6 separate regions of the Homo sapiens genome follow, and all the other regions are linked to region 1. A link is a contact called in ENCODE Hi-C or POLR2A ChIA-PET data. All regions are on one chromosome and are shown on one strand. Each heading gives the region's core, a stretch centred on a gene start or an enhancer-like site at or near the end of the contact. The rest is flanking DNA. Distances are from core to core; before and after follow the strand shown. Region 1 overlaps IL16 (interleukin 16). Region 2 overlaps AKAP13 (A-kinase anchoring protein 13). Region 3 overlaps AKAP13 (A-kinase anchoring protein 13). Region 4 overlaps AKAP13 (A-kinase anchoring protein 13). Region 5 overlaps AKAP13 (A-kinase anchoring protein 13). Region 6 has its middle 13 kb from the start of ZNF592.

Evidence for each region. A loop is a pair of places that touch in the nucleus more often than their neighbours do. ChIA-PET counts read pairs that join two places held with the same protein, here RNA polymerase II (POLR2A). Pooled maps may share reads with other maps.
Region 2: a map of GM12878 shows a loop between it and region 1 (5-fold over the local background). The contact joins two enhancer-like sites. A Hi-C loop is called at or near these places in 3 of 168 maps with a recorded cell type or tissue (CD4-positive, alpha-beta memory T cell and GM12878), 10 of 37 single-sample maps with no recorded cell type and 11 of 50 pooled maps. POLR2A ChIA-PET finds 5 or more read pairs at or near these places in 1 of 52 experiments (activated CD4-positive, alpha-beta T cell).
Region 3: a loop to region 1 is called in a map with no recorded cell type, with 13 times the contacts of the local background. The contact joins two enhancer-like sites. A Hi-C loop is called at or near these places in 3 of 168 maps with a recorded cell type or tissue (CD4-positive, alpha-beta memory T cell and GM12878), 15 of 37 single-sample maps with no recorded cell type and 13 of 50 pooled maps. POLR2A ChIA-PET finds 5 or more read pairs at or near these places in 1 of 52 experiments (activated CD4-positive, alpha-beta T cell).
Region 4: a loop to region 1 is called in a map with no recorded cell type, with 8 times the contacts of the local background. The contact joins two enhancer-like sites. A Hi-C loop is called at or near these places in 1 of 37 single-sample maps with no recorded cell type and 3 of 50 pooled maps. POLR2A ChIA-PET finds 5 or more read pairs at or near these places in 1 of 52 experiments (activated CD4-positive, alpha-beta T cell).
Region 5: a loop to region 1 is called in a map with no recorded cell type, with 11 times the contacts of the local background. The contact joins two enhancer-like sites. A Hi-C loop is called at or near these places in 1 of 37 single-sample maps with no recorded cell type and 4 of 50 pooled maps.
Region 6: a loop to region 1 is called in a pooled map, with 12 times the contacts of the local background. The contact joins two enhancer-like sites. A Hi-C loop is called at or near these places in 6 of 37 single-sample maps with no recorded cell type and 9 of 50 pooled maps.

What each region holds. Positions count from the first base shown.
Region 1 is chr15:81,297,609-81,302,817 of GRCh38, forward strand. It overlaps IL16 (interleukin 16), which reads left to right. Exons shown (of 19, transcript NM_172217.5): 14 at 1,772-2,867; 15 at 3,736-3,904. Among named protein-coding and RNA genes, the nearest start is that of STARD5, 24 kb to the right of the region's middle. RefSeq lists enhancers at 1-154, 860-909, 1,083-1,132, 4,198-4,287. Within about 2 kb of position 2,568, at least 7 of the 41 ENCODE cell types and tissues checked have a DNase peak (open chromatin) inside an H3K27ac peak, as active enhancers do; they include GM12878, where a contact is called at or near this core.
Region 2 is chr15:85,705,457-85,710,665 of GRCh38, forward strand. It overlaps AKAP13 (A-kinase anchoring protein 13), which reads left to right. Exons shown (of 37, transcript NM_007200.5): 18 at 2,563-2,630; 19 at 5,123-5,189. Among named protein-coding and RNA genes, the nearest start is that of LINC02883, 51 kb to the right of the region's middle. RefSeq lists enhancers at 1,892-2,201, 3,174-3,303. Within about 2 kb of position 3,960, at least 6 of the 41 ENCODE cell types and tissues checked have a DNase peak (open chromatin) inside an H3K27ac peak, as active enhancers do; they include GM12878, where a contact is called at or near this core.
Region 3 is chr15:85,687,105-85,692,313 of GRCh38, forward strand. The region is part of intron 16 of AKAP13 (A-kinase anchoring protein 13); the gene reads left to right. Among named protein-coding and RNA genes, the nearest start is that of LINC02883, 69 kb to the right of the region's middle. RefSeq lists enhancers at 493-802, 4,396-4,445, 4,596-4,685. Within about 2 kb of position 2,812, at least 31 of the 41 ENCODE cell types and tissues checked have a DNase peak (open chromatin) inside an H3K27ac peak, as active enhancers do; they include GM12878, where a contact is called at or near this core.
Region 4 is chr15:85,580,484-85,585,692 of GRCh38, forward strand. AKAP13 (A-kinase anchoring protein 13) reads left to right here. Exons shown (of 37, transcript NM_007200.5): 7 at 1-1,624. Among named protein-coding and RNA genes, the nearest start is that of LINC02883, 180 kb to the right of the region's middle. RefSeq lists an enhancer at 1-92 and a silencer at 895-1,189. Within about 2 kb of position 1,773, at least 33 of the 41 ENCODE cell types and tissues checked have a DNase peak (open chromatin) inside an H3K27ac peak, as active enhancers do.
Region 5 is chr15:85,402,549-85,407,757 of GRCh38, forward strand. All of the region lies in intron 1 of AKAP13 (A-kinase anchoring protein 13), which reads left to right. Among named protein-coding and RNA genes, the nearest start is that of AKAP13, 25 kb to the left of the region's middle. Within about 2 kb of position 2,488, at least 7 of the 41 ENCODE cell types and tissues checked have a DNase peak (open chromatin) inside an H3K27ac peak, as active enhancers do.
Region 6 is chr15:84,732,774-84,737,982 of GRCh38, forward strand. No RefSeq gene overlaps it. Among named protein-coding and RNA genes, the nearest start is that of ZNF592, 13 kb to the right of the region's middle. RefSeq lists enhancers at 853-1,756, 2,263-2,322, 2,343-2,432, 3,713-3,772. Within about 2 kb of position 2,923, at least 23 of the 41 ENCODE cell types and tissues checked have a DNase peak (open chromatin) inside an H3K27ac peak, as active enhancers do.

The DNA of each region.
Region 1 (5,209 bases), core at 1,318-3,817:
AGTCAGGGAATCCTGGATCTGTCTGTCATTAGTATGATTCTGAGCAACCTACTTTGCCTTTCTGAGCCCAGATTCACTCATCAGCAATGTGTGGAAGAGCACGTAGACCCCAAGCATATGATGCATTCAGCAAGCACACATTGAATGCTGGCTTCGTGAGGCCCTGTGCTAGATGCTGGGGGGAGAGAGAGAAAGGGATGAGACCAGGTAGTCAGGTCCTGCCTCCAAGGAGCAACTAGTAGTGGCAGGAAATAAACATATAGACTATAAAACATATGACTGTTTGAGTAACACTACAGAAAAGCTCATGAAAGACTTTTGGAGGGCTAAGGGACATTTTGGAAAGATCTAGCACATCTCACCCAGAGCAGAGGCCCTGTGGGTGGAGGCTCCTCTCCCTTAGTCACCCTAATTGAGGAACATTCTAGCAAAAGCAAACGCCTCAGTGTTTAACTGACAGGAGGTTGTCACTCCAATCTGCAAAGGGCTTGCCTGTGGAACCTCTGCCTCCTGATTCTCACAACAGCACCTTACAGCCAAGCCATTCAAAAATGCAGAAACAGGCTGGAGGCCTGGGCTCACTTGCCCAAGGCCAGTCTCTTAGATTGTGCAGAATTTCTCTTTGATATCATCAAGGTGTAATGCTCCATGATTCACTTCTTTTGAAACCTGGCATTGAGACAAGGGACAGGAGGGATCAGAGTTCCTTCAACTGGGTTGCGTTCCAGTAGCAAGCATCCCCCAAGGCACACAGGCCAGCCTCCCTCTGCCCCTGGGAAAGAGAGCCAGGACACCCTCTCCCTTACCCATGCAGATATGATGCTGGTTCAATGCTGGCTTCTGAGAAAGACTCCTATGTGCTCCAGGGCATGCCTGAGGTCCTGGCTGGCACAGAGCAGGTTGCACATTGCAATCCCCTGCTCATCACATTCCCAACACCCAGGCTGCATCCCAGGTATCTTCAGTCAGTACCTAGGGGTGGGCGTCAGTATTTTTCAGGGCCCTCCAGATTCCAGTATGTAGCCAAGGTGGAGAATCCTACTTCACAGATTCCTTTCTACCTGGAACCTTTTCATCAGCTTTTGAGGGAGGGAAAACACTCCTTTGCCGAGAGCAAGCTGATCAATGACCTGTGTATAGGCAGAGCAGCAAACACACGGCTTCAGGGCCAGGCAGGTACATACATGGGAAATGCTGGCTGGGTGAGAGGGAGCGTGAAGAGCTGTGGGAAGCCGAAGTGGCCCCATCAGAAGCTGTGCACAGGCACCTTGTTTTTAATGACACGGGTAGGTCAAAGCACAAACAGCTGCCAACTCATGACCTTTGTCTTAAAAGTTTAAACGGCAGGAGAACTGCTTTGGCTTTTACACATTTAACATGGTATCTTGGAGGCTCCTTAGTGCAGTAGAAAGGACATGAACTTCAAGAGTCAGGAGACACAGGGTCTTGCCTGAGCACTGCCATCAGATGGCCCCTTACCCTTCTTGAAATGTAATATGCCAGAGGTCGGCCCAGATATTCTCTGAGCACCCTTCCAGGCCTAAAACACTAGGATACTGTGAGATTAACTCCTACTTCTGGTCCTTCACTCCTGCCTGTTGGCAGCTCAGTCAGGTAATAGCACCTGGAGTTCACCCACCTGGGTGTCCCCCACTTCTGCTAATCTCCTCCTCTTGAATCCTTCTTGCTGTTCAGCTTGGAAACTAGAATTTAGGAAGAAAAGTCACTGTATGATGTAATGCACAGCTTTGGCCTTGTTTCTGCACTGTAGTGACCCAAACATCCCCGATAAAACACCCACTGCTTAAGAGGCAGGCTCGGATGGACTATAGCTTTGATACCACAGCCGAAGACCCTTGGGTTAGGATTTCTGACTGCATCAAAAACTTATTTAGCCCCATCATGAGTGAGAACCATGGCCACATGCCTCTACAGCCCAATGCCAGCCTGAATGAAGAAGAAGGGACACAGGGCCACCCAGATGGGACCCCACCAAAGCTGGACACCGCCAATGGCACTCCCAAAGTTTACAAGTCAGCAGACAGCAGCACTGTGAAGAAAGGTCCTCCTGTGGCTCCCAAGCCAGCCTGGTTTCGCCAAAGCTTGAAAGGTTTGAGGAATCGTGCTTCAGACCCAAGAGGGCTCCCTGATCCTGCCTTGTCCACCCAGCCAGCACCTGCTTCCAGGGAGCACCTAGGATCACACATCCGGGCCTCCTCCTCCTCCTCCTCCATCAGGCAGAGAATCAGCTCCTTTGAAACCTTTGGCTCCTCTCAACTGCCTGACAAAGGAGCCCAGAGACTGAGCCTCCAGCCCTCCTCTGGGGAGGCAGCAAAACCTCTTGGGAAGCATGAGGAAGGACGGTTTTCTGGACTCTTGGGGCGAGGGGCTGCACCCACTCTTGTGCCCCAGCAGCCTGAGCAAGTACTGTCCTCGGGGTCCCCTGCAGCCTCCGAGGCCAGAGACCCAGGTGTGTCTGAGTCCCCTCCCCCAGGGCGGCAGCCCAATCAGAAAACTCTCCCCCCTGGCCCGGACCCGCTCCTAAGGCTGCTGTCAACACAGGCTGAGGAATCTCAAGGCCCAGTGCTCAAGATGCCTAGCCAGCGAGCACGGAGCTTCCCCCTGACCAGGTCCCAGTCCTGTGAGACGAAGCTACTTGACGAAAAGACCAGCAAACTCTATTCTATCAGCAGCCAAGTGTCATCGGCTGTCATGAAATCCTTGCTGTGCCTTCCATCTTCTATCTCCTGTGCCCAGACTCCCTGCATCCCCAAGGAAGGGGCATCTCCAACATCATCATCCAACGAAGACTCAGCTGCAAATGGTTCTGCTGAAACATCTGCCTTGGACACAGGGTTCTCGCTCAAGTGAGTTTCTACACCCGGTGTTTCTCTTTACCTTTCTCATCTTTTTCTTTCTCATCTTTATTTTTAAAAATAATCCTATATATAATTTAAAAAATTCCCAGATATATTGATTAAAGAATTGTTCTGCCTCTTTCTTTCCATGTGTGTGCAGATGTCTGAGTGTGTGTGTGTCTGTCTGTAGGTATTACACCTCTGCCTTTCACATTAAGGAGGAGTTTTCACAACATCTGGCTTCAGGAGGGCTGGGAGGTAGGAGGTGGGACTGGCTCCCTGGTGAATTGCTCATGAGGGCTGACATACGCCTGTGGAGATTTGGAAGGTTGATGCACATCTGAAATGTCCTGCGGTTACTCAGAAAGACCAGAATGAGGCCAGGAAATTATCCATCAGGAATTCTTACTCTCCAAATGGAATCCACTTGTACTCTGCACGTGGGTTCAACTCCCTCGTCAGGGAGTTAGGATGTCTGGGTCCTAGTCTCAGCTTAGGCACTGATTCTGACTATGAGCAGGTTCTTTCCATGCTCACCCTCAGATTCCTTGTCAGTTGAAATTAGGAGATGGATGAGACCTTCTATGCAGAACCAAGAGGATGTCAGACGTGCCATAGGGTCCCTGCTGTAGGGCTGGGGCTTGGTCTTCCCTCTGATCAAAGTAGCTCTGCATTTATTAGTTTTATTTATTATTCTTACACTGCTGGGAAATATCTGTAGAGTGAAGGTATGCTAGTATCTACTCATAGATTTGTTGCATCAAATAATATGCACATAAGTGCTTGGCACCACACCTGGGACATAGTAATTATACAATCACTGTTACCTCTTTTTAATATTGTTGTTCATACTGTGTGTTGTTTCTCCTTATGAAAGCCTTTCAGAGCTGAGAGAATATACAGAGGGTCTCACGGAAGCCAAGGAAGACGATGATGGGGACCACAGTTCCCTTCAGTCTGGTCAGTCCGTTATCTCCCTGCTGAGCTCAGAAGAATTAAAAAAACTCATCGAGGAGGTGAAGGTTCTGGATGAAGCAACATTAAAGGTAGGTTTCCTTTGTAAGCATCTGCAGTAACCAATGGCTTATTATGGCTGTGTGGCCACCTTAGTTGGGCCAGAGGGGAAGTAGCTTGAGTAGCCTGCTCACATCAGACCCAGGTTGCGTCCTGTGATGGTGGGACACTGTAGCACTTGACCACAGTAAGACCTTCCATTTGAAGAGAGCCTTTTAGCTTGTGAACCACTTTCAGTAGATTGACTTCTTGCATCTTCTTTTGTCATTTTATAAATGAGAAAGGTAAGGCTCAATCAAGGTTACAGAACCTGGGTTTTCTGTCTCCAAGTTCAAGTTCAGTGCTGTTTCCACATTCCATGTGCTGCTGTCCTGGCATGTGTCTGTTGTGGGATGCTGTCCATTGTAAACAATGTGGGTTACAAGAGCTCTCACCTGGAGCTTTCATTATTTCCACTGTGCATGGAGAGGTGGCTGATCCCAGGGCTCACAAGTCCCCCACGCTTCAGTCAAGTCATTCTGAAAGTCTCACTTCCCATATGTTTTCTGAGCATGACCCAAAGGGGTGTGGGGAGGAAGTGGCCAGGCTGAGCTGGGGCCAGCAGTCAAATGAGCTCAGGCTCATGGGTCCTGCACCCTCTAGGTGCTGCCCCAGGCCTCCGTAGGCTTTTGGCACTAGAATGATCCAGGCTAGGATGAGAGGATAAGGAGGTTCTCGTTTTCCATACAAGGAGGCCTCATAGCTGCAATTTCCACATCAAGAGTGTAGGTGAGTCTGATGAGCCCAAGGTGCTGCTGTGCTGAGATTCTTTCGCTGTGGCTTTCACTTGTCACCTGGGACCATCATCCCCCAGGATCTTACTCAGTGCAAATGAAATAACAGAGGCAGAGCGTGTAAAACACAAAGAGCCATCCTGCCTGAGCTGCTCTGGGGAGAGTATTTGCTTTCTAACATGAGAAGAGCCTTCTACAAGGCAAGTAACCTGATACTTGGGTAAAAGTTGAGAGAGTTGGGCTAGTGTTGGGGCTTGGAGGTGAGGGTGCAGTGAGGTACATTCATCCTTCCATGCCTTTGGGTCTTAGGGGCTCCAAGTCTTAGGATCATAGGGACAGCTGCAAGTCAGGTGCTCTAGTGACGCTGAGCAAGTGAATTCTTTGACATAAGTTTACTCCTTAGTGCCAAGGTACAAACAGGTGCCCCAAGAACCTGTAGGTGTACTTTATTTGGTCTGCATGGTGATGAAAAAAATATTGAATTCTATACATGATAAAACCTGAATTGAAACCTGGACTTTAGGGAAGTGATCTGGTAGCGCTAGTTCTGTATGCCTACGTAGA
Region 2 (5,209 bases), core at 2,710-5,209, 4.4 Mb after region 1:
AAAAAAATATACTTTTTTAACTGGATTATAAGACAATAAAATCTTATCTTTAAGTTATCACAAGATGCGATAAATGGATTATGCAAAAGGATATGGAAATGTTTATAAGCAAATCCAAGGAACTTTGAACGACATTAGAGTGTGATGATTTTTTAAAAATTAAAAATTTTTTTTAATTTTGAAAAATGTTAATACAAAGTATTATACATAGGTAATTTATCACATATGTGTCCATGATTCAGAATGAACACATAGTAACATTCTGTCAGACGGCTTCAGATTGTTTCACTTTTTAAGAAACCATTATGGTTAAGTTCAGATTCCCCTTTGTTTCCCTGCCCCATGCATCTTCCTTCCTCCCCAAGGACAAGGACTGTCATGAATTCAGTGCATTCGTAGTCTGTGTTTTATAATTTATTTTCATACATAAACAACATATAATTTGTTTTTGTTTTTAACCTACATAAATACTACCATACAGTACCTCTTTTTGTAATTTGCTTTATTCTCTTCAGCATTATATATTGAGGATTCAGCACGCTGAAAAACATAGATCTACTAATCATTGACTTTGCCTTTTCATAGTCTTTTTATACTTTTTCTGTAGAAGGGAAAGAGAAATGGACTTAAAGATGATGTATTTGAAAGACTTTAGCTGAGTGGGGATTTGTGAAGAGAAAGGGTTTGAGTGGGGTGGGCTTTCAAGTCTGTGCATGGGAAGGATATGATGGATCAACTAATGGGAGAGGAAGAAACCAGAAAGGAGCATGCCAGCTGCAAGTCCTGGGCATCTCTGTGGCAGAGGAGGGGAGGTGCACCATACACCCTGAGTAAGAATAGTGCTCGTGAGGATGGGCAGAAACATGTTTTGGCTTACTAGAAAATAAATAAAGCCGTTTGCCTCGACCACTTTGTTATGCTTCTTGCTGTGGGTCCAGCAGCCTGAAACTCACTTACCCATCTGATAGAATCACAGCAGAGGGAACCTGGGGGAAAATGTGATTCCTCCTTTTTAATTTTATAGATGAGGAAACGGAGGCCTGTCAAGAAGGGACTAGGGTCATACTAGTACATACATACATGCAGAGCCAGGACCTACGTCAAATTTAGTTTGACAGCTGTTTGTCCTTTTGTGTTACTAAATTGATGTTTGACATACTGTAATCAAGGCTGTGTCAGCGCATTCATCTAATTTTAGTTTAAATAGGCATAGTAGGGCCGAGAGAGGAGCATTTGAATAGGATGCATGAGCTAGGCACTATGCTGGAGAGTCTTAATTTGAAGATTCAGCAGTGGGTGAATGGTCCCTGCCCCAGAGAGGGGATAGAGAAAAACCTAAGAGAGTCTCAATACACTGTGCCAGTGGTATTAAGGAGGAGACCTGTGAACCAAGTGGGTGTTAAAGGAAGTGTTACAAAAGGCATGGAATAGGCCTTTGAGGTCTGGGATTCTAGCAGTCTCCTTTCTGGTTTCCTTCCCTCCCCATCATCACTCCAGTCCCCCACAAATCCATGTGTCTGGGCTAAAAGAGATGTTGGCCCAAAAGAGATGTTGGCCCTTAACTGGTGAGTTGATGTAGACAGGACCTGTGATGCTTCCTGAATCAGTCTGTGAGGCATTGCCTAGTGAATGGTATCTGTGGTTGATTTCCTGAGTGAGCCCTTCCCATGAGAGTGTCTCCTCGAGTGTCCCCACAGGCCGATCTTTCATTTGTTTCTGCTTTACCTCTGGCTTCCTGGAACAGTTCTGTTATGTGACTTTATAGCAGCGCTGAGAGCTGATGGTAAGCCTTCTGAGACACAGAGGCTTGGGTTTTTACGTCAGTGGCCCTTGTAGGCCAAGGGAGTGAAAAGTAAAGGAATTGAGATAAAATGCTGTCCTTGCCAAATTGTGGTTTCTGCTTTATCTTTCAAGAAGTCTCCATTTTCTCTTAAGTCACAGTTCCCAGAGGTGCATGTGGGGGTTCCAGTGACCTTTCATGTGTGGTTCCTGTCTCAGAGAATGGGGTGCAAAAAGCCCAGCGTAGTTAAGCTTTTCAGATTTTATATTCTGTGCTTTATTACAGTCATACAAATTTTGTAACCCCTGTTAGGGGCTTTATTAATGTATTTATTTGTAATTTAGACTTACACATTGATGGCAGACACTTTCACTTTTAGTTTTGGTAGCCTCTCAGCTTCCTGTCTGAAAAGTTCCAGACTTACTAGTTTTTGTTGATTAGAAATCACATCTGTTGCTTCCTAAGGGCCAGGAAACTCACCCTTCCCATCAGATCACTTGAGTCGTTGTTCCTCTCATTAAGCTGTAATCTGTCTCCTGGTCTCCAAATAAAGACACAAACACCGAAAAAAAAAAAATCACATCTGCTCGTGTTTTTCCTCCTCCAAATAACATCACAGACCTGCTTCCTAGAAGAGGACTGCAGTGTGTAATTTCAGTCACATTCTCACATGTGAGTGACTTCACTTTGAAATTCAGAGGCCACTTGTGGCAGCAGTGGAAACTCAGAATCTGGGATCTGTTTGCTTTGTCCATGTGACCTTGGGTTTGCTTTCTTTTCAGATTGCAGTGCTTTTGTCCACAAAGGCTGCCGAGAAAGTCTAGCCTCCTGTGCAAAGGTCAAAATGAAGGTAAGACTTTCTGGCTAAAACAAGGCTTAAAATAAAAGGGTTTAAACCAGCAAAATCCTCGGGAGTTGGGAGAGTTGAGGTTGTGGTGGATTTTGTTTATTTTAATCATTTGGTACCAACTTTGAGAACAAATTATAACTAAAAAATATTTTTTCTCTTAAGCGATCAATCTTCTTCTTGAGTAACACTGGAGAATTAGACTTTCAGAAAAGAAAACGCTTTCAGAACTTCTTCACGTTCAATATACATTTCTTCGTGATTTTAATATTTCCGTATTGCTCTTAAAGTGGTTTTCTTCTTAACTACGTCTGCAGGCCTACCCTGCTGTTCATACACCTGTCTTCCTCCTTCAGGACTATCAGGGCAGCAGGTGGAGGTCAGGGGCATTGACCTGCTGGTGGGGGTGGGGAGGGTGTTATGGTTAGCCCCAGCCTGTCTGGTAGCACTTTTCTCCTCAGGTATGTAATATAGGTGGCTCTGATCACATGACGTAAGAATAGAAAGTGCCTGTTTTATGGTGGTATCTGCCCTGAGCATGTATGCTATGTAATCATGCTTTCCCAGTGGCCCTTAAAAAAAAGTGTGGGTTAAGGGCCATACCTTTTAGGTAGCCTGTGAGGTTTTCAATGTTCTAGTCGCCTGTAAGTGTCTCTTCATTCCTTGTCAAAGGAGTGCTTTCCAACTTCGTCGACACAGATGATTAATGAGCTGTGTGCTTCGTCAGTCACCAAACACAGTTATCTAGTGCCATGACCTCAACCTGGAATGTGCATCAGAATCAACTCGAGGGCTTATTGAAAGACAACTTACTGAGCCCCACTCCCAGAGTCTCAGATTCTGGGGGAGAGTCCAGGAATTTGCATTTCTAGTAAGTTCCCAGATGATGCTGATAGTCCGAGGACCTTACTTTGAGAAGCACTAAAACTAGTGTCAAAATGGCAAAGAATAGGATAGCCAGATCTTCTTTAGCCTATGGACACATATTTTGTTTGGCTCATGTAGTATTTTTAAAATGTGAGTTAGTGCAGCTCTTTCAAAATCATGTTTTATATCAGTTTGGATTCTTAAGTTCTCCTGAAAAAACTGGAAGATTTATAACCCTTGGCTCCCTGATATTTCCCTGTACCCAGCACTCCCAGTTTTTCCTTTTTTCCATAGTACTTATCACCTTCTTAGAGTCTGTATTTACCCATCTTTATTTATTATTATATAGTTTTTTATAGTCTGTATCTTCCCCCCACTAGAATATAAGCTCCAAACTCATTAAGCAGGCTGAGGGCAGGAGTTGGCTCCATCAGTGGCGCCTGAGCACCTCACAGGGAGGGAGGGATGGCTGGAGCTGAGTGGTGCTGCCTCCTTTAGACAGGATATGCCAGTTCCAGGCTGCCACTGCCTTCCCACACCCCACCCCACCCCAGCTTGCTTCTGTCATTTGTTGCCTGCCGGCACCATAGTCATTTGAGTTTGTGATCTCTGATAAGACTCAATTGTTGTGAATGTACTAGTTTATACAGAATGATCATGATAGAGACATAGCATCTCCCATATAAGAGAATATAACCTAAAAGGGGGAATTTTATTTTATTTTATTTTATTTTATTTTATTTTATTTTATTTTAGAGACAGAGTCTCACTGTGTCACCCAGGCTGGAGTGCAATGGCACAGTCTTGGCTCACTGCAACCTCCATGTCCCAGGTTCAAGCAATTCTCTTGCCTCAGCCTCCCAAGTAGCTGAGATTACAGGTGCCCGTCACCATGCCCAGCTAATTTTTATATTTTTAGTTGAGACAGGGTTTCGCCATGTTGGCTGGGCTGGTATCAAACTCCTGACCTGAGGTGATCCACCCACCTCAGCCTCCCAAAGTGCTGGGATTACAGGTGTGAGTCACCGCACCCTGCCTGGAATTTCATTTTAAATAGGAAGTAACCTATTTCTTCTAATGATTTATCTCAGATTAATCGCTTCAGTGTATAATCTCTCAAAGTATTTTTGCTACATGGCTACAACGAAAGTATTAACTAAAATTAGTATTTTACCCAATAATTTAGCACCTTATAAATGCTAGTTACTGGAAATGAAATGCAAAAGTCAAAAGATGCTGCCCTTAAGGCACCAGCAATCTACTGGGGAAGACGGACAGTTACTATAAATGAGAAAGGTGCCAGTCACTGCCTTGGGTGAGGAGAGGAGAGAAGCTATAGATGGCTTTACCAAGGAGGCAACCCTTAAATCGTCTTAAAGGGGAAGAATGCCATGCTTCTGAAGGTGAGAAAAGCATTCCAGGCAGGATAGACAGCATCTACGGCATTGGAGTACGTGGCAGGCTTAGAGGATGGCAATTGGGGGCGACCGTGGCTGGGACACAGGGTGCTTAGGGCAGTGCAAAAAGCAGAGTGGGAAAGGAAGCTGAACTGCTTGCTCCCTTCCTACTCGGCTTCTCAGGGCTTGTCAGAGGTGAATTGTCAATGGACTTACTTTCTTTCTCTTTAGCAGCCCAAAGGGAGCCTTCAGGCACATGACACATCATCACTGCCCACGGTCATTATGAGAAACAAGCGTAAGTAGCTCAGCCCACCT
Region 3 (5,209 bases), core at 1,562-4,061, 4.4 Mb after region 1:
ACGTAAGATGGAATTTAGAAACTGGACCCTGACCTTTAAAAAAGTCTCAGCCCTCAGCCTAGCCTCCTTATTTTACAAACTGAGGCACAGAGATGTATGCTTCATGTCACACAACCTCACACAACCTCACACAACCTCCTGTTATCTGACTTCCAGGAAGTAGTACTCATCATTTTGTGTTTAAACAAAATGTTACTATACAGCGTAATTTTTTTCTTTTAACTTTTTTAATCTGAAAGGACTGGAGTTTGCTAGGAGGAGATGAGCAGAAAGGACAGGAGAAAACATATTTTGTGTTAGACCGAAATCTGTGATCACTGGTAGAAACTTTTAGTATCAGTTGACCTCTTGTCTCTGATCATCTCCTTTGTCAAAATGACAACACTTTTTTGCAATTGAGATTGGTTCCTCTTTCAGACTTGGCTTCAAGATTTGATCTCTTGGGGTCGTGCTGTCTTTAGCAGTGGAAACTCAAAAAATTACAAATTTGTAACCCTGAATTGTAGTCCATTTCCCATTACCAAGTGTTTAGAGTGCCCTAGTGGCAACTGTAAGTCACCTTTTATAGTGAGGTGTTACTAGCTCACTTTTAAATAAAATTGGAACAGCTTGGCTTTTGTCAATGTAGCAAAAGATGATTTTTTAAAAGGTGGGGGTGGGGCACAGTGGTACACACCTGTAATCTCAGTACTTTGAGGCTGAGATGAGAAGATCACTTGAGACCAGGAGTTCAAGGTCAGCCTGGGCAGTATAGTGAGACCTCATCTCTACAAAAAAATTGTAAAATTAGCTGGGCGTAGTGGCACACACCTGTAGTCCTAGCTACTCAGGAGGCTGAGGCAAGAGGATCACTTGAGCCGAGGAGTTCAAGGCTGCAGTACGCTGTGTGCACTCCAGCCTGGGCAATGGAGCAAGACCCTGTCTCTTAAAAAAAAAAAAAAAAAAGAGAGAGAGAGGAAAGAAATAGGGGAAATAGTAAAGCAGTATATTTTGTGTTAAATACCCTCACTCTGCTATGTATCTGCATAGCATTTTACCATGCAGAAGTACTGTATTTTCTAAATGGTAACATAAAAATTAATGAATATTAAATTTTCTTAACATAGTGATGCTAACTCTAATCTTGTTCTTAACTATTGAATAATGTTACTTCTCCATAATGTTAACAAATTGAAAGTGCTACTATGGATATTGACACTGATTTTTCTGTGAAAATGATAAATTTTCAGTTTTTAAAAATTATTTTTTAAATAGATGCTGTGAGAGACCGTCTGATCCAATTGTTTTATTAATCTACCATACAATAAAACTAGACCTACATCTTTTAAAGGAAAAATTTAAGCATCTACCGAATATAATATTAAAATGCCACCTGTAACTCTTAGAGAAGTGTCTAAGGATTATTTGAAAATGTCTGCTTTCCTTTTGCATGATATATATATCTTTATGAAAATAGGTTATAGTGATTAACCTAGATATATTCCATTCAGTTGTATAATTGTGATGATAAACAGTTCTTAAACATGTCCAAAGAAGCCAAAAGCCAGTAGGCAGTAAACTGTTCACATTCCTAGGAGGGTAACATATTTTGTCTGGATCACTGGGTTTTGTATATAAACTTAAGAAATTGAGTCCTTGATCCTATGTCCTTTTGAGAATTATCACCGACTGGCATAAGTGATTAGATTAGATAAATATATTGAATGTGTTTGTGGAAGATGAGAGGGGATGCTAAACAGGAAGTATAGCAGGAAGACTGGCAGTTTCTGCTTTTGTCTTAGTATCTTTGAGAGATAGTGCTGTTTCCTGCTAAGTAATTTTGCGTGTTACAGAGTATTTAAACACTCATATGCATGGTGTTCGAGTTCACAAAGGGAGTGTGGAATGACCCTCTTCAAACCATCCTATCACACTGGTTTTCTTTTTTCTAAACCACAGTTACTTTTGCACCAACCTAATACTAAGCTTTCCTCTTTGTAGACAAACAAGAGGTGGTTAGAAATGTTTTAGACAAATCTATTTGATTTGAAGTAGGTATTTTTGAGTGCACAGGTTAAATTCCTGCACAGCTGCAAGTATACTACATGACTTTGTAACAGGACATTCAGTTACAGCTCCTAGGTCCTGTGGTCTGTATAAAAAAGAGCTGTACCCATAGGCCTTTCAGAAGTGCCTCCTAGAGTAGTGTTTACAAAGACTTAATTTTAAATGTAATTCTCATTCCTTCTTTGATTAAAGATCTGTAACATGACAGTTGTTTGATCATATCATGTTTTCACAGTTGTCCAGAGTGTTCTTTTTATTGTAATTACATGTATAAAGGGGTATTTTTGGAAAAGTGAAGAATCACCTTTGATAGTGTCCTAGTGCAGTTGTTACCTGCATCTATCCCTGTTAAATACCGTTAGCCTGTTTCTCCAGCACACAGCTAAAGCATTTTGCCAGTTGTTAAACATGGAAAAGTCAAACTTCAGAAAATAACTAGTCACCACTTTACACCAGGCAACTTCACTGAAAAGTTTTCTTATGAAACTCACTGCATTTTACAAAATGAGGAGTCTATTTTAAAATAGGTAAGATGTGTTCCTTAACTTCCCGTGTAAAAACTTGGCCTCAAACCTTGCTAGAGTTCTTATATTGCTGCTTAAGCACTGTCCACACACACTGTTTTTGGGGGGAGTGAGGTCTCGTTTCATTTCCTGTATCCTTTGTAACAAGGGTTGTTGGCTTTAGCAGCAGCATTCAAACAGTTAAGACTGTCTTAAGGAAACAAGCAGCCTCAGCCCTCCCTCCTTCCCTTTCTCAGCCAGTCTCTGGCTTCCTCTTACGATTTCACTAATGGCAGCTCAAAGCTGCTGAGCTCTGCCCTGACGGCATGCGCCCCCGCTTCTGTGAGAGCACGCTTCCTGGCATGGGGGTCGAATCATGTCGATAAAATGGGCTCGGTTTCATGAAGTACCCCACATAACAGTGAGATTCATAGGACCAAAGCATGGGGAGGTAAGAGCCTGACTTCTTTAAAGCACTAAATTCTAGTAAACACAGAAAGAGCCAGTGGAGTTGGTTGTTTTGTTTTGTTTCCATCCTGGGAAGAACTAATTTGGATTGTTGCAAAGGGAAGCTATTTCTTATTTATTCAGGTTTGAAGAGCATTGCAAGGCTTGAGAGGATAAGCTGGTTGCCATAAAAAGATTTTTTAAACGATTGAAGTATAATTTAACTTTCCTGAGCAAAAAAATCAGATGCTTTTCCATTTAACATTTTATGCATGGAAAAACCTTTAGCAAAATTTAGTTAAAAGAAAGAAATTATTTGAAAAAACCCAAATTTAGTTGTTGATTATTACTAAAGTTTTATGTACTTTAGTGATTACCAATTTTCACTCAGAACAGCTTCCTGTTTTGTAAAGTGAAGGAGTTTTTCTCCCTTCCTCTCTCATTATTTTTTATAGTTCAAAAGTGTAGTAATTTGGCTCTTAGATGTTCATTATATGTATTTGATTAACAAAAGACTTCACATGAATCATAGATCTAGCAATTATTTACCATTTCATTACAGTGGTTGGGTTCTGAACAGAAAGTCAGAAGACCTGGGTTCCCATTTTGACTGTGCTGATCATCTGTTGTGTGACCTTTTGCAAGTCAACCAACCTCTCCAGTCCCTGGCAGCATAGTGCAGTGTATGAGAGCTGAGCTTTACAGTCAGCCAGATCTGAATCTTAATTTCAGCTTGAGCAGTTATTGGCGTGTGGCCTCAAATGCATTATTAAACATCTCTAAGCTTCAATCTCTTCAGATGTAAAATGGAGATAATACCTAGTATTATCATTGGGTTGTTGTGAGAAAATACATGTAAATTGCTTACTACAGTGCTTAGCACGTAGTAACTGTTCAGATTTTTAGCTGTTATTTATTATCTTTATCCTCTACGTTGTAAAATGGGAAGCATAATGCTCACCCTGCCCACTTCAGAGTTATTGAGTCAGACGAAATGATGTATGTAGAAGACATTGATTCAAAATGTTAAGGCATTTAGTAGTTGTCATGATCACTGACTTGGGACACCCATTTTCCTGGAATTTTTTTAGGACATAACAATGGTATTGACAATAGGTAAAACCTCTTACCTTGTGAATGGTAGGTCTTTGTAGTCCAGTTGGTTTGAAAGGAAATTATTTCATTGATACTGATAAGCCAGCCAAGTACTCTGCCAAACAGTGCTTCTAAAGGACCTTTTATGGAGAGCATGGTTATATCCCCATGGTCCTGGCCTCCTAAGGATGGTGTCCACCTGAAATGTCCCTGACTGCTTTAGATATTTCATTAAGGACCCACCACTCATCAGTAGTTCTTCAAGTTTTCAGTGTTTGAATTCCTTTCCGTTCCTCTTCATGACTGTGTAAGCTTTGACAACAGCCTCTCTTAGATTGAGGCTTGATGTCATATGAGTCCTCTGCTTTCAGTCTGTCTCTAGAACATTTCTGACATTCCTGCAGTATTCTTAAGGTGACATGGCCAACTTAATCTGGCACTTAGAGCTCCTGACTCTCAGCCCAGTGCCCCCACTGTTCACCCAGTCTCATGTCTCATTTGCTGGTGTCCCCTGTGCTTTGTACCTAGCCCGGTTTTGGCCTGCTCAGTAAGTAGAAGCACCTGGGCAGTGGCTGGGCACACAGGAAGCACAAGATGAGTATCAGTTTCTGTTGCCACTCTGACAAGTGAGGGAAGACCACAGGAAAGAAAGGAGCTTCACAAAAGAGGTCAGAGAGCACGGCGTAGGAAGCTTATCTTTCCAACCTAGGGACACTGCCTGCTTTTCCTGCCTTCCTGCACCCCTAGGTACTCAGGGTAGAGGAGTGAGCTACTAAGCCTTGGGACTTCCTTTCCCTGGAACCCCATTTTTTTAAAGGAAGTGACCCTGTTGGTATCTAGCTTGAGGAACAACAAAGGTGGTTTTTGAGAAAAATTATTAACAAGGCTCCTTCCTGTCATCCGTGCATTCTCCTATCCTCCCTGCCCTGCACCGTTGTCCTTTAGCCACTCCCCAATTTCTTCTATCTTCCCTGCTCACATCAAAACTTCCTTTCCCTTACTGCAAGCAATACCTTTCTGTGTTGGCTTAGGAGAATAATGAGCTAATGAAACTCATTTCCAGTAAATTATGAGTAATTAATAATATTGCTAAGCATTATTGTGTATTCACTGTGTGC
Region 4 (5,209 bases), core at 523-3,022, 4.3 Mb after region 1:
CCCTCCCAGAAAGAAAAGGGAACAGCAACTCCTGAACTACATACAGCTACAGATTATAGAGATGGCCCAGATGGAAATTCGAATGAGCCTGATACGCGGCCACTAGAAGACAGGGCAGTAGGCCTGTCCACATCCTCCACTGCTGCAGAGCTTCAGCACGGGATGGGGAATACCAGTCTCACAGGACTTGGTGGAGAGCATGAGGGTCCCGCCCCTCCAGCAATCCCAGAAGCTCTGAATATCAAGGGGAACACTGACTCTTCCCTGCAAAGTGTGGGTAAGGCCACTTTGGCTTTAGATTCAGTTTTGACTGAAGAAGGAAAACTTCTGGTGGTTTCAGAAAGCTCTGCAGCTCAGGAACAAGATAAGGATAAAGCGGTGACCTGTTCCTCTATTAAGGAAAATGCTCTCTCTTCAGGAACTTTGCAGGAAGAGCAGAGAACACCACCTCCTGGACAAGATACTCAACAATTTCATGAAAAATCAATCTCAGCTGACTGTGCCAAGGACAAAGCACTTCAGCTAAGTAATTCACCGGGTGCATCCTCTGCCTTTCTTAAGGCAGAAACTGAACATAACAAGGAAGTGGCCCCACAAGTCTCACTGCTGACTCAAGGTGGGGCTGCCCAGAGCCTGGTGCCACCAGGAGCAAGTCTGGCCACAGAGTCAAGGCAGGAAGCCTTGGGGGCAGAGCACAACAGCTCCGCTCTGTTGCCATGTCTGTTGCCAGATGGGTCTGATGGGTCCGATGCTCTTAACTGCAGTCAGCCTTCTCCTCTGGATGTTGGAGTGAAGAACACTCAATCCCAGGGAAAAACTAGTGCCTGTGAGGTGAGTGGAGATGTGACGGTGGATGTTACAGGGGTTAATGCTCTACAAGGTATGGCTGAGCCCAGAAGAGAGAATATATCACACAACACCCAAGACATCCTGATTCCAAACGTCTTGTTGAGCCAAGAGAAGAATGCCGTTCTAGGTTTGCCAGTGGCTCTACAGGACAAAGCTGTGACTGACCCACAGGGAGTTGGAACCCCAGAGATGATACCTCTTGATTGGGAGAAAGGGAAGCTGGAGGGAGCAGACCACAGCTGTACCATGGGTGACGCTGAGGAAGCCCAAATAGACGATGAAGCACATCCTGTCCTACTGCAGCCTGTTGCCAAGGAGCTCCCCACAGACATGGAGCTCTCAGCCCATGATGATGGGGCCCCAGCTGGTGTGAGGGAAGTCATGCGAGCCCCGCCTTCAGGCAGGGAAAGGAGCACTCCCTCTCTACCTTGCATGGTCTCTGCCCAGGACGCACCTCTGCCTAAGGGGGCAGACTTGATAGAGGAGGCTGCCAGCCGTATAGTGGATGCTGTCATCGAACAAGTCAAGGCCGCTGGAGCACTGCTTACTGAGGGGGAGGCCTGTCACATGTCACTGTCCAGCCCTGAGTTGGGTCCTCTCACTAAAGGACTAGAGAGTGCTTTTACAGAAAAAGTGAGTACTTTCCCACCTGGGGAGAGCCTACCAATGGGCAGTACTCCTGAGGAAGCCACGGGGAGCCTTGCAGGATGTTTTGCTGGAAGGGAGGAGCCAGAGAAGATCATTTTACCTGTCCAGGGGCCTGAGCCAGCAGCAGGTAAGCAAAACATAATACAAAATTAACAGTCTGAGAAGCAGATTCCCTTAAGAGTCACTGTGGTGTCCTGGTAAAAATATAGGCATCTTTGTTGTTTTGAGGCCTTGCACTCATTGGGTAGGTAGCCAAGTTAATAGTCACCACCATCAGGAGGGGCACGTCATCTCAGGGTTGGACAGATTTTGCTTCCTGTATTGTAGACTTACTGCTTGGTTGCTTAAGCTTATAAACACTCCTGTCTCATTCTGGAGTGGTTGCAACTTTGCAAACCTAGAAAACAATGCCTAGATCACAGGTACTCTAAAGTGGTGAAAGAATTTAGCAGATGTTTTTATTCACATGGCTTAATCCTTTTCTCTAGTACCATAGAAAACAGTGCCAAAAAGCTGTGTTTTATCTACAAGCCTGAAACTCCCTTCCTCCCCTATCATCCTAGTCTGTATTCTGAGCAAATTTAGAGTCAGAGTGGTTTCATGAACAGCTGTAAGTATTGTTCTGAGCTGACTTCCCAACATCCAAAATGGTGGTATTAGGTCATTGGTGGTTTTTTGTTTGTTTGTTTTTGTTTTTTTTGGGCTAGGGGTGTTGTTGACGGGGAACTCCTTCCTTTTCCTGCTTGGGGAGTGGACCTCTAGTTCCATTGCCTGTTGCTTTTGGGCAGCAGTCTGAGAATTCAAGACCCTGCACAGTGCAGGGGATAGGATGCAGGATTTCCGCCCAAGCCCAGTCTGCTGAGCTGCTGTCACAGGGCAGACCTTGTGTCTGCTTTATCTTGGTGAAGCAGCTGCACTGAGCAGATTGCTCACACAGCAGCCTGTTCCATCTGTGGGTAACCATGTTCCGAGGCAGCAAAGAGAAACCGCTATTGCTCCGTGGAAATAAACTATCTGAATAAAACTTCTTAACGGGGGTTGAGGCTGAAGCTGAAACGGGAGTCGGACACGATCTTGGCTCCTGAAGTCTTTAAAGGTCAGTTTGATGCACACTTCTATACCACCACCTGTTACCAGCTGTAGACAGAAGACCTATCTCCATGCTTGCCCCTAGGCTTTTGTAGGTAAGAAGCAGCCTGTTTTGTCTTTATTGTTTATTTTTGCTGTTCTTTTCAATTTTTGAAAATCCCTTTACACATATGTATTAAGAATGTGGGGGAGGGTTATGGAGAGAAATGAATCAATGGAGCAAAAGAAGTTGCTTTGGAAGAAGCGCAATTTAAATACAGTGGTTATTTTCCCTGGTAAAGGGCTTTTAGCCGTTTATAATCTTTTTCCTCCCCAGTTGAGGGATTTAAGGAATCCGAGGTAGAATTTTTGATGACTTTAGCTTTTTAGTTTTATTAATGTTTTGGATTGTTAGTGATAGATACTTGCTGGCTGTTGTCTCAGGATTTAAATGAGGTCTCTAATTTTTAAAAAAAGCCACAACAACAAGTCTATTTTGGGGGCCCTGGCAGGTTGGCATTTCAGAAGAATGGGAGTGGCTGTAAGCTGATGCCTGGTGATGTTCTTTTCATTTCGGTGCTGCGTCCTTGGCCACATGGGCCGGAATTATTTCTCTTTCTGGCTCAGTGGTCAGAATTTGACTCAAGCAAGTGTGAACTCTGTGGGGATTGTGTCTGTAGTATCCTATGAGAAAAAGTAAAAACCAGGGAGAATTTCAGACTTTGATTTTTATTAGCACATATAGTAAAGATGGTGAGAAATGACGGATGTTTAGGATTTTGAGGTTTTGAGAAGGAAGAAAAATGTATGGACTTTCAGCAGTATATATGGGCTTGAGGTTGGTAAATTTTGTGTAGGTGAGTTACTTGTCCTGTTACCAAAAGGAGTCATACTCATGGTCTCAAACTGCAGAGGAACTCTGTATTGATGGTCTCAGACTACAGAGAAAGTAGCCAGTCATGAAGAAATTGGTACTTTCTTCAGAAAATGGCCAGGATTGGGAAAATCCCTGGTCACATTACTTTAGAGAAAAAGCACCTGAGTGTGATCTCAGAGCCAAAGGGTATTTTCTATCAAGTTTACATTCTACTCATAGATTTAATCATACTGTTTTGTGAGTGAGAAGACATAGGTTTAACTGCTGATTTGGAAGGAGCCAGTTTGAAAGAAGGGGATGTGGCCCTTGACCCACCAAAAGCATTGACCACAGTGCTTAGGAAATCAGTGATGCATGACTGAGCCACGCCAGTCCTGCAGAGGCTGCCGACACCCGTCAAGTGTGAGTAATCACTGTTTTCTAGTGTGACTGGTTGCTGTGCCAAGATGCATCTTTTCAAAGTTGATAGGTATAGGAAAGGAAGGAGGTACCAAAAATCACATCCCCAGAGGAAAGCAACCCTCTTTCCCCCCAGAAATTACTCTGACTCACTTAGAGATGTTTTGATCAAGGGATAGTTCTAAGGGGATTGCTTAGTCAGATTTTAACTTTAATAACATTTTATGAAATTTAACACAGATTTTGGTTCTTTGGGCAAGGAAACTTGTTTACCCATTTTTAAACTGCTGGTAAGATTATATAATTATAAGGTCAAAGAAGGAAGAAAAGAGGTTCATCTATAGAAATGTAACTCTTACAAATTTAAGGTAGACTTTTGTACATGTCATGTGCTCCTAGAATAAAATCTTAATATAATTTATTCTTTGGTGAAAGAAACTTCTGTGCTCTTTAGTGTGGGGAGCATTTTTCTTGCCAGAGTAGTGGCATCACTAGGTTAATAACCACAGATGCATTTCCACATGAAATCGAGATGACAGTTCCATTTGCATTTGGATTATTAAGGTGAATTTTGACTGTTCAATCATGAGTCCCGTTTAAAGAAGTGTCAGAAGCCTAAATTTGCCTCAGACATCATTTATCATTTCCTTCCTGTATTTGCTTGACCATGTGGTGGTCAGGTAACAAAAACCACCACTGTTTTTGGTCTGTCAACATGGCCAGCAAGAGGACAACTATGTAATTCTTGAGAAAACATGCGCAGAAACGTTTCTCTTAAGAAAGGGATAGCTAGTCTGTGATTAGGTTTCAGTTTTGGAAGAAATAAGGGTTAAAAATAAGACGTAACTGCTGAGTAGTTCATTCTTACTGGTTACAGTGATGGGTGGATCAGAGTGTGTTGTATGTTAGTGAAAGTCATACTTGTCCCAGAGGCTTTTTCTCATTCTCAGTGGCTTTTTCCTTTTTGTTTTGTACAAATCCTTGCTTTTTTGATGATGGCCAAGATGGACTACCTAGCTTCAGCTATTAATCTGTTCCCCTGAAGCTTATGAATTTAGTTTTCCATATGCAAGTTGGTGCTACACTCAGATTTGTCATAAAAAGTCAATAGTGAAATGGATGTTCAAAAGACATTGAATTGGATCCTCGCTTAGTTCCAAGCGCCTACAAAGGCTAGGGAAAACCAGTAACCATGCGATAAAGGAATAGCTCAGCATAGGGTCAGAAATGACACTAGCCGCTGACAACAAAAGAATACTTTTCCATTTTAACGCAAAAGCAAAACAAAACACATGAAACCTGGAGCATGTTGTATGAATAGTAAGGCACAGGAATCAGTTTTTAAAAATGTACTCTGTAACCCCCCTG
Region 5 (5,209 bases), core at 1,238-3,737, 4.1 Mb after region 1:
AACTAAGCAATTAGAAATTAAAATACTTTTTAGCTCTCCGGGAGCTTGGGAAATCCTGATAAAAAGATGCAAAGAATCATACTCCTTGCTTATCAAAACCTATTTATGCTAGCTGCCATTTTTTTTTTCGAGCACTTACTTTGTAGCATTTTATCTGTATGTCTCACTTAACCCTGGGGTGGTCTTGTGAAGTAGCTGGAGTTAGCTCTGCCGTAAATGGTAGTTGAGGCTTACTAAGATTGTGTAGCTTGGCTAAACTCCCACAGCCAGAAGTGCAAGAGCTGGGGATTGAAACTAGGATTGTGTTTCTAAAATGTGTGCATTCTTTATTATGTTCACCTGCCTTTCTTAAAGTTACAGGAGTTTTGTAGCTGTGAGACGTTTTTAATAGCACCGCTGTTACTCATGTTTTTCATTAATGAAATCTGGTAATAAAAGTGATTAGCAACGTTCATTGTTCTTAACTGCTTGTTATGCCAAGGACTCTTAATAGTAGGGCAGAAATGATTTGATTATATTGTATATACCATTCCTTATCTGTTAGGTCCTCATAAATAAGGAAAAAATGAGAAATTTGTAAGATTAGAGCAGAATGAAATAAGCTATGTTTTCTTTAATGGTTGGAAATTATTCCTAAAAGAATAATAGATATGAAAAAAATCTAAAATAGGTGATGCTAAATTCTTTAGAGTCAGTGAACATACAGAGATTAGATTGTTTTATGATCAGTGTGGTGCTAACTTTGATGCCCTAAGAATGGATTTACCATGGTGGTACCTAATGCAAGGAAATTGGGCATTTTTTTCTTCACAACATAATTTATTGCTGGACACTGTAAAAATATCAAAACGTGGTGGGCATTAGTGCCACTCACTACAATTTCTAGTTCTCCTTTTTGCATGTGGAATATCACATTTCCCAGCCTATTTCAAGATGGCATGGTCTTGTGACTTGCTGTGTCCCATGGAAATGTGTCGCTTTTGGCTAGAAGCATTTAAAAGCTGATGTGAGGTCGGGCGCAGTGGCTCATGCCTGTAATCCCAGCCCTTTGGGAAGCTGAGGTGGGTGGATCACCTGAGGTCAGGAGTTCGAGATCAGCCTGATCAACATAGTGAAACCTTGTCTTTACTAAAAATACAAAAATTAGCCGGGCGTGGTGGCGCATGTCTGTAATCCCAGCTACTTGGAAGGCTGAGGCAGGAGAATCGCTTGAACCCGGGAGGTGGTTCAAGCGATTCTCAGTGAGCCTAGACCACACCATCGCATGCCATCCTGGGCAACAAGAGCAAAACTCCTCTCAAAAAAAAAAAAAAAAAATCTGACGTGAAATGCTCTCTCTCTTTCCTTGCTTTTGGGACCTGGAAGCACAAGTAGCTATGACAGTACCACATGATGAAATCAGGTTGGAATACTGCCCTGAGGCTTGAAGGATTGCTGCCCCAGAGAGTTGCCTGGAGCCATAGTGATCTTTGAGTGAGTGAGGAGTAAACTTCATTGTGTTAACTTCTGATACCTTCTGGTTGTTGTTACCATAGTATAATCTAGCTTATCCTGACTTTACTACACACATCATCAGAAATCATTAGTGTAAAAGATTTTTAAGGAGAGGGACTGACCAAGATTGAAGCATAATTACCTCAGATGCAGATAAGGTCAATAGCATAGTTAAGGGCAGGTTTTCTCTTTTAGCTGTCACCTGTTTTATGTTTTGTCAGTTTATTCTTCTTTTAGCTCAGTTTTGGTCGTATCACTGCCCCATTTAAAAATAGTAGTTCCTCATTGCCCACCGAATAAAATCTGAGTAAGGCCTGCCACAGTTTGGTTCTGCAACAACACGCTTTAAAAACTGTTCTCTCACTGTGGTGAAGTATTTATTTATCATCATGTGCCTTTGCCCATTCATGCATTTGAGAAACATATATTGATTACTTTGTGTGCCAATGTGGAGGCTAGACCCTAGGGACACACAAAATGTTCCTTCCCATCTGTTCATGTCCAATTCTGCCTTAGCTTTTCAAGCTAAGTCTTGAAGGATGTTTCCTACATAAACCCTGCTTCATTCTCACAGTTGGTTATAAGCTGTCTTTCTGACCTCTCAAGCATTTCTGGCACACTGTTTCCTATCCTGGTTGTAAAGTTGTACTTGTATATCTCATTCCCTTTACTGGGCTAGTGTCACACCTTTGTATCTTTAGTACCTAGCTCCCAGCTTATGGTAGGGGCTCAGTAATCTTTACTGAATGAATGGCTGTTAGATTGTGGCTGTGTTGAAAAGCCAATGATTAATTTGCCTTTGTTTGACAAATTGTTACTATCTTTAAAGTTATTTTGCCTTCGTTGCTTGCACTTACCTCCTTCTAGCTATTATCATTGTGTGTGTTCATTCTTAGTACTCAGTAGGGCCTTATGTAGCAGTGGTTGTGTTTTTTTCTTTTTTTATAAGCTATCTGGAATGCTGTATCCTAGCACATTCTGGTGAGCTTTCCTTACCATTGTTTAAAGTCTGTTTTGTGTTTTAAAGATCCATTGTGAAGTTTCTTAATGTGACTTCTAAGTCTAGAGCTTATGAATAGATGAGTCATGTGTTTTAATCGATTCAGACTTAGTTTTGTCTTGGTGTCTTGTTGTTTCTACTGATGTTTTCCTGAAAGATTTGTGCCTTTGAATCTGTGTTCTGAACTTATACTCTGGTTTCTCTTCGTATGGTGTTAGTCTTTCCCCTTTTACTAAAGAGCTTTGAACTGGGTAGTTTAAAAGACCCAGATTCTAGTTTAGTTTGGCTTCTAGCTCACTTTGTTAACTTTGGTTGTGAAGTTTGTATCCACGAAACAAATGAGTTTGACAAAAATCCATGATTCACATACTGATTTTACTATGGACCGGGTAAGTTATTTGAATTCTAATCTTGTGTGGATACAAAAATTGGAGACAAAATTCTGGTAGGGTTGGCAAAGGTTGAAGGAAACTTTATTTATTTATTGAGTGCTTACTATGTGCTAGATGCTGTTTATTTGCCTTATTCACTAACCTGTGAAGATTTTATCTCTGTGTTTTAGTTACAGAAATATGAGATACAAAGAAGCTAGGATACTTATTGAGCTAGTAAGGGCAGGATCCAGAACTTCGGCCAAAGTCAATTTCATTCCAAAGCCAGTGTTCTTTTTGTTGCAGTTTGCAAGCCGTTCCAGACTTCTCTAACGGAGTAGCCTTTAGGACAAATGATAGGTGTTGTATGTGTCTCTTGAAGAAAGTACTCTCTGTTGCATGTCATACTACTGGTAGAATACCTGCCCTCACCCCCCACCCTCTTTTTTTTGAGACAGAGTCTTGCCCCATCGCCAAGGCTGTTAGAGTACACTGGTGATCACAGCTCACCACAACCTTGAACTCCTGGGCTCAAGCAGACCTGCTGCTTCAGCTTCTTGAGTAGCTGCATCTACAGGCATGTGCCACCATGCCCAACTAACTTTGTAATTTTTATTTTGTAGAGACAGGGTCTCACTATGTTGCCCAGGCTGGTTTCAAACTCCTGGCCTCAAGCGATCCTCCTGCCTTGGCGTCCCAAAGTGCTGGGATTATAGGTGTAAGCCACTGAGCCAGACCAAAATGCTCTTAAGATACAAAAACTAGAGTGGATAAATAAACTATTTCTCTGGATCTTTGATTAAGACTGCACACCCCACGGTAGTGCAGTTATTTCCATTGTGCCTGTAAGTGTGCTTTACCATCCTGAGTGAAGAGTGAAGGGACCATGATTAAAATTCCCATGACATTGTATGGTTTTATGATTGTGGTTTCAAGTCTTGCTCTCTCTCAACTAATTTTTGTGACCTTAGACTAGAAAATAGTTTTTTTTTTTGTTTTTTTTTTGGAGCTGCAGTTCCACTGTGTGTAAGATGGGAAAAACAGTACCTATTTTATATACCATATTGCTCGTTGCTGGACACATATGTGTCCAGCAAGCATTTATTTTTTGTCTGTGGTTGTACCTATAATTGGGGAGAATTTTTTTTCTTTAAGTGTAGATCAATTATGGTATAGGACATTGGAAGGTAGAAGAAGAGGTACTATATACAGCAGTTACTGACCTTTCCAGTCTGAATTCCTATTTAGAAATAAACTACTTATGTTATTTGTGTTACTGTTTTAGGAGACATGAATTGGCTAATAAGTTGTTTGCAGTGTTGTTTCTTTGCTAATTTTTGTAAATGTAATTAGATTTCATAACATTTTGTGTTAGGAGAACATAGACACTTTGAGAGAAAAATGCATAATAAAAGCTAATTTGATGGTTTCTAGGGGTAGTTCTATTTTGAAATTCCTTTCAGCAGACAATATGAGACAGCATATTATGGGCTAGGCCCTGAAAGAACCAAGGGAGAGTAAAGCACAGTCCTAGGCCACAAAGAGTATGTCTCTGGAGGATAAGATCTCTGGATTTTTTGTCCTACTTACAAAACAGAAATAATATATTTTATGCTAGTTACAAGTAGTATAAGCTCATTGAAGAAATATTTAAGCAGAAGGAATGTGCACCAGCCACTAGGAATGCAAAGATAATTGGGGTATAGTGAGAGATATGGAAATTTGTTGTGTAACAATGTTAGAGTACCAACTTTGTGGTATACAGGCTTCTAAGGAACACAGATGAGGGATGAGGGATGGGACGGGTGTGCTGGGTCTTTTTTTTTTTTTTTGGGACGGAGTCTTGCTCTGTCACCCAGGCTGGAATGCAGTGGTGCGATCTGGGCTCACTGCAACCTCCGCCTCCTGGGTTCAAGAGATTCTCCTGTTTCAGCTTCCCGAGTGGCTGAGACTACAGGCATGCGCTGCCATGCCTGGCTAATTTTTTTAAAATTTTTTTTATTTTTAGTAGAGACAGGGTTTCACCATGTTGGCCAGGCTGTTCTTCAACTCCTGACCTCAGGTGATCTGTCTGCCTTGGCCTCCCAAAGTGCTGGGATTATAGGCATGAGCCATCGTGCCCGGCCTGTGCTGGGTCTTAAAGCATGAGTAGGAATTTGCCAGGCCTGGGTTGAGGAGAGAAAGAATGGAATGATGGTTCTGCTGTGATACACTGTGTGCAAAGAAACAGACGTCAAAGAGCTTGGTGTGTTTGAACTCAGTGAGCAGTGAGGTGTAGAATTATTTCGTGTGGATAGGGTGTGGTCACCGAATTAGGTTAGAAAGTCAAAATGGGGTGGGTGGA
Region 6 (5,209 bases), core at 1,673-4,172, 3.4 Mb after region 1:
GAACCCATCTCTACTAAAAATGTCAAAAATTAGCTTGGTGTGGTGGTACACATTGGTAGTCGCAGCTACTTGGGAGGCTGAGGCAGGAGGATCACTGGAGCCCAGTAGTCTGAGGTGGCAGTGAGCTGTGTTTGCACCACTGCACTCCAGCCTGGGTGACAGAGCAAGACCCTGTCTCAAAAGAAATTTAAAAAATTGGCCAGGCGTGGTGGCTCACCCATATAATCTCAGCACTTTGGGAGGCCAAGGTGGGTGGACCACTTGAGGTCAGGAGTTCGTGACCAGCCTAGCCAACATGGTGAAACCCCGTCTCTATTAAAAATGCAAAAAAATTAGCCGCTCATGGTGACGGGTGTCTGTAATCCCAGCTTTTCGGGAGGCTGAGGAATGAGAATCGCTTGAACCTGGGAGGCAGAGGTTGCGGTGAGCTGAGATCGTGCCATTGCACTCCAGCCTGGGCAACAGAGTAAGACTCCATCTCAAAAACAAAACCAAAAACAAATAAATCAAAAGAAATTTTTAAAAATCTATATGCTTATATATTCGTGTGGGAAGGAGAATAATTCTAAATAATAAATGAACATAAATCATTAGTATATATGTTTCTTCCAATCCTTTCTTCCTTCCTCGGTGCGGACAGAAGTATCCCCTCTCCCTCAAAGTGCTAACATTTCTGCTTGTCTCTGGTATTAGGCAGGCAAGCTTTGGTGTTTTGGAGTCATATGACCTGGGCTCAAATCCTAACTCTGCCATTGACTAGCAGTGTGATCTTGGGCGAATGACTTAGCTTCTCTGAGCCTCAGTTTCCTCCTCTGTAAATTGGGAATAACATATTCTTATGGAAAATGTCTGGCCCACAGAAGCTAATTACAATAGTATTATGCTGGCATCATACTCCAGTTGACTTTTTTTTTTTTTTTTTTGAGATAGCGTCTTGCTCTGTCACCCAGTCTGGAGTCCAGTGCCCAGCTAATTTTTGTTTTGTTTTGTTTTGTTTTTTGTATTTTTAGTAGATGCAGTTTTGCCATGTTGGCCAGGCTGGTCTTGAACTCCTGGCCTCAAGTGATCAGCTCACCTCGGCCTCCCAAAGTGCTGGAATTATAGGTGTGAGCCACTGCTCATGGCCTCCAGCTAAGTTTTTGAAGCCCTATTCCTCCCTCTCCTGCCAGCTCTACAACTGCTGCCTTTACCTTAGAAGAAGGAAGAAGGAAGAAGAGAAGGAAAAGGAGGAGGAGAAGGGGAAGGAGAAGGAGAAGGAGAAAAAAGAAGAAGAAAAGAAGAAGAAGAAGAAGAAGAAGAAGAAGAAGAAGAAGAAGAAGAAGAAGAAGAAGAAGAAGAAGAAATAGCAGTAGTACAGCTTTTCTGACCTTTAGAAAGAAATATACCTCATTTCACTCTGTTATTCTTTCTGGTTAATGTCTTACTTTTCCCTTTCATTGCAAAGTCAGTGTTCTCAGATTGCATGTGGTTTACTGCCTCACTGTTCTTTCTCCCTTTTCTTCTCTGCCATGAGTCACCTGCTGTGACACTTTAGTGACCCTTAAGATACTTCAGTAAAGACCAGTGGGTTGGCAAATCCAGCAAATCCCCCCCCCGCTTTTTTTTTTTCTGAGAGAGAGTCTCACTCTGTTGCCCAGTCTGGAGTGCAGTGGCGTGATCTTGGCTCACTGCAACCTCTGCCTCCCAGGTTCAAGCAATTCTCCCTGCCTCAGCTTCCTAAATAGCTGGGATTATAGGTGCCTACCACCATGCCCGGCTAATTTTTGTATTTTTTAGTAGAGATAGGGTTTCACCACGTTGGCCAGGCTGGTCTTGAACTCCTGACCTCAGGTGATCGCCTGCCTTGGCTTCCCAAAGCAGTGGGATTACAGGTGTGAGCTACCGTGCCCGGCCAACTCTTTCTTTTCTTTTTTTATTTGAGATAGGGTCTCACTTTGTCGCCCAGGCAGGAGTGCAGTGGCACGATTATGGTTCACTGCAGCCTTCACCTGCTGGGCTCAAGCAATCCTCCCACCTCAGCCTCTCAAATAGCTGGGACTACAGGCATGTGCCACAATGCCCAGCTAATTTTTTTATTGAGACTGGGTTTCTCCATGTTGCCCAGGCTGGTCTTGAACTCCTGGGCTCCAGCAATCCACCTGCCTTGACCTCCCAAAGTGTTTGGATTACAGGCGTGAGCCACAATGGCCAGCCTCCCCTGTCTCTATTCTTCCGGATTTCACCACTGTGACATTCTGCACTCACCACTTCCCCCACCCCACCTTTTTTTTTTTTTTAATGCTTTTCTCCTGTAGCTCCCATGACCACCAGAAGTTACCCAACCAGGCAGATCAGTATCCCTTATCAGCTCACCAGTCCTGAATAATCCCTGACATTTGCATCTTCCTAGATCCCCTCTTTGAGACAGTGTGTTACAACTTTTCCTTTTTCCTCACCCCTCCCCCCTTGGTGACATTCCTTCCCTCTTGCCTGCGGTTACTTCAGAGTCAGCACCTGCACCCACACTTGACTCCTCCCCTCCAGCTCACAAGCGGAAGTATCTTCCTAGCTAAAGCCAGCCTCTCTGCGTTTGCTCTCGATCTCTCCCCTCCCACCATTTGGCCCCCCTTAGGGGACAGAACAGATCATGACTGATGCACCTTCAGCCTCTCCTGCTTTACTTTAAAATCTTGTCATCCTTTAAAATTCTTCCTTGCCCTCATCCGCCCTCCGCATAGTTACTGCCCTCTCTCTCCTCCCTCATTTCTGCCATCAAGCCCAAGCTCTCATGAAGCATTCATTTAATCTTCACAGCAGCCCATGAGGATGGTGTCAGTATTGTCCCTATAAAACAGAAGTGGAGTACAGTTGCTTTATTAAACAAGGTCACCCGGCAGGGGTTTGAAGGCAGAGAACTGGGCTTAGGGTCTGTGCCCTTGACCACTATGTCATACCATAATGCATGCCTCATACTGGATGGTGTCTGTTCCCAGCACTCAGCTCAGTGCCTTGCACATACATAGTAGGGGATTAATAAATATGTCTGACTAAATAAATACATGCTGCAAGTTCTTATTCTTTCACTCTTAGAATGACTCACTAGGCTGGGCACAGTGGCTCACGCCTGTAATCCCAGTACTTTGGGAGGCTGAGGCGGGCGGATCATGAGGTCAGGAGATTGAGACCTTCCCGGCCAACATGGTGAAACCCTGCCTCTACTAAAAATGCAAAAATTAGCTGGGTGTGGTGGCACGTGCCTGTAATCCCAACTACTCGGGAGGCTGAGGCATGAGAATCGCTTGAACCCAAGAAGTGGAGGTTGCAGTGAGCTATCATGCCACTGCACTGTAGCCTGGCGACAGAGCAAAACTCTGTCTTAAAAAAAAAAAAAAAAAAAAAAGACACTAATCCAGGGATTCTCAAAAAATGTAGGGGCTTAGGTTTATAGCTACTTTTCTGAAAGAAGCCACAGTTCTCATGAGTTTGTCATAGGAGTCTGTGTCCATACCAAGTTAATAACTTTTTTTTTTTTTCTTTTGAGACAGGGTCTCACTCGGTCAACCTCCTGGGCTCAAAGGATTCTCCCAAGTAGCTGGGACTACAGCTGTGCGCCACCACACCTGGCTAATTTTTTTTTTTTTTTGTATTTTTTTGTAGAGATGCGGTTTTGCCATGTTGCCCAACCTGGTCTTGAACTCCTGGCCTCAAGTGATCTGCCTGTTTTGGTTTCTCAAAGTGCTAGGACTACAGGTGTGAGCCACCGCATTCGGCCACAACTGCTTGATTCATTCATTTTTCTGTCTCCAGTTTCATTTTCCCCCTTCTCCTCCGCCTCACATCCTGTACAATGCCAGTAGATGACTAGATTGTCAATGTCTCATTTTAATTCTGTTGCTGGTAAAAACATAAGAATAGGCCAGGTGGCACAGTGGCTCATGCCTGTAATCCCAGCACTTTGGTAGGCTGAGGCGGGCAGATCACCTGCAGTCAGGAGTTCAAGACCAGCCTGACCAACATGGTGAAACCCTATCTCTACTAAAAATACAAAAATTAGCCAGGTGCAGTTGCACTCACTTGTAATCCCAGCTGGTAGGAAGGCTCGGGTGGGAGGATCACTTGAAGCTGGGAGGCAGAGGTTTCAGTGGGCCAAAATCACATCACTGCACTCCAGCCTGGGCAACAGAGTGAGACTCTGTCTAAAACAAACAAACAAACAAACAAACAAATATATATATATATAAATATGAATAATTCATACATATATGAATAAATAATTTTCTCTACCTAAAAAGTCTTGAATGCCCTCACCCCACTGCCTCCAACATAAAAATCAAACACTCTGGCCCAATAGCCAAGGCTTTCAGTAATCAAAGCCCAACACACTTTACTAGTACTCCCATTTTTCTCCTGCTTGAATTCTCTGCCCCAGGCAAACCAAAGTCTTCTAACTTCAAAGCCTATGTTCTAACTCGTCTTTCAGCAGTTCATTCAACAATAATGTATTTCATTCCTGATCTGAACCAGGCATTATGCTAGGGGTGGGAATACACAAATGAATACAATACAGTCTTTACCCTCGAGAGACTATCAATCTAATTTGGGAGAGAGATGTGAAAACAAAAATCTAAAGACATGGAATGACAAATTGTCCATGGGAGTTATTCTTGCCTGGAGGTGGGGTGGAGCTGAGAGTAAAGGAGACTTTTCTTTCTATGTTCAACATGTCTGCACTCTTTACCTGTTTCTTTTATAACATGCATGCTTTACTTTTGTAACCAGGGGAAAAAAATCACATTACATGAAAATTATGATTAATTCAATTCTGAACACTTGAGTTCAAAGAAAAAGCCCATAACTGTCAAAAACATAGTAAAATTAAGGAAGAAAGGACAATGAACCAATAGAAAAAAGTGGACAAAGCTATGAGAAGGCATTTCTCAGAATATGAAACATTTATGGTCAATAAACATATAAAGATATATTCAACTTCATTAATCATCAGAGAGGTACAAGTCAAAACCACAGTGAGATTCCATTTGATGTCTATTTGAGTGGCAAAAATGAAGAAATCTGACAATAGCTTGCATTGGAGAGGATGTGGATCAAGAGAATCTCATATACAATGTTGTTAGAAGTGTAAATTGGTTTAAAAAAATCAAACCAGAACAAAACAAAACCCCAAAACCACTTTGGTAAACAACTGGAAATTATCTTGTGAAGCTGAACATTC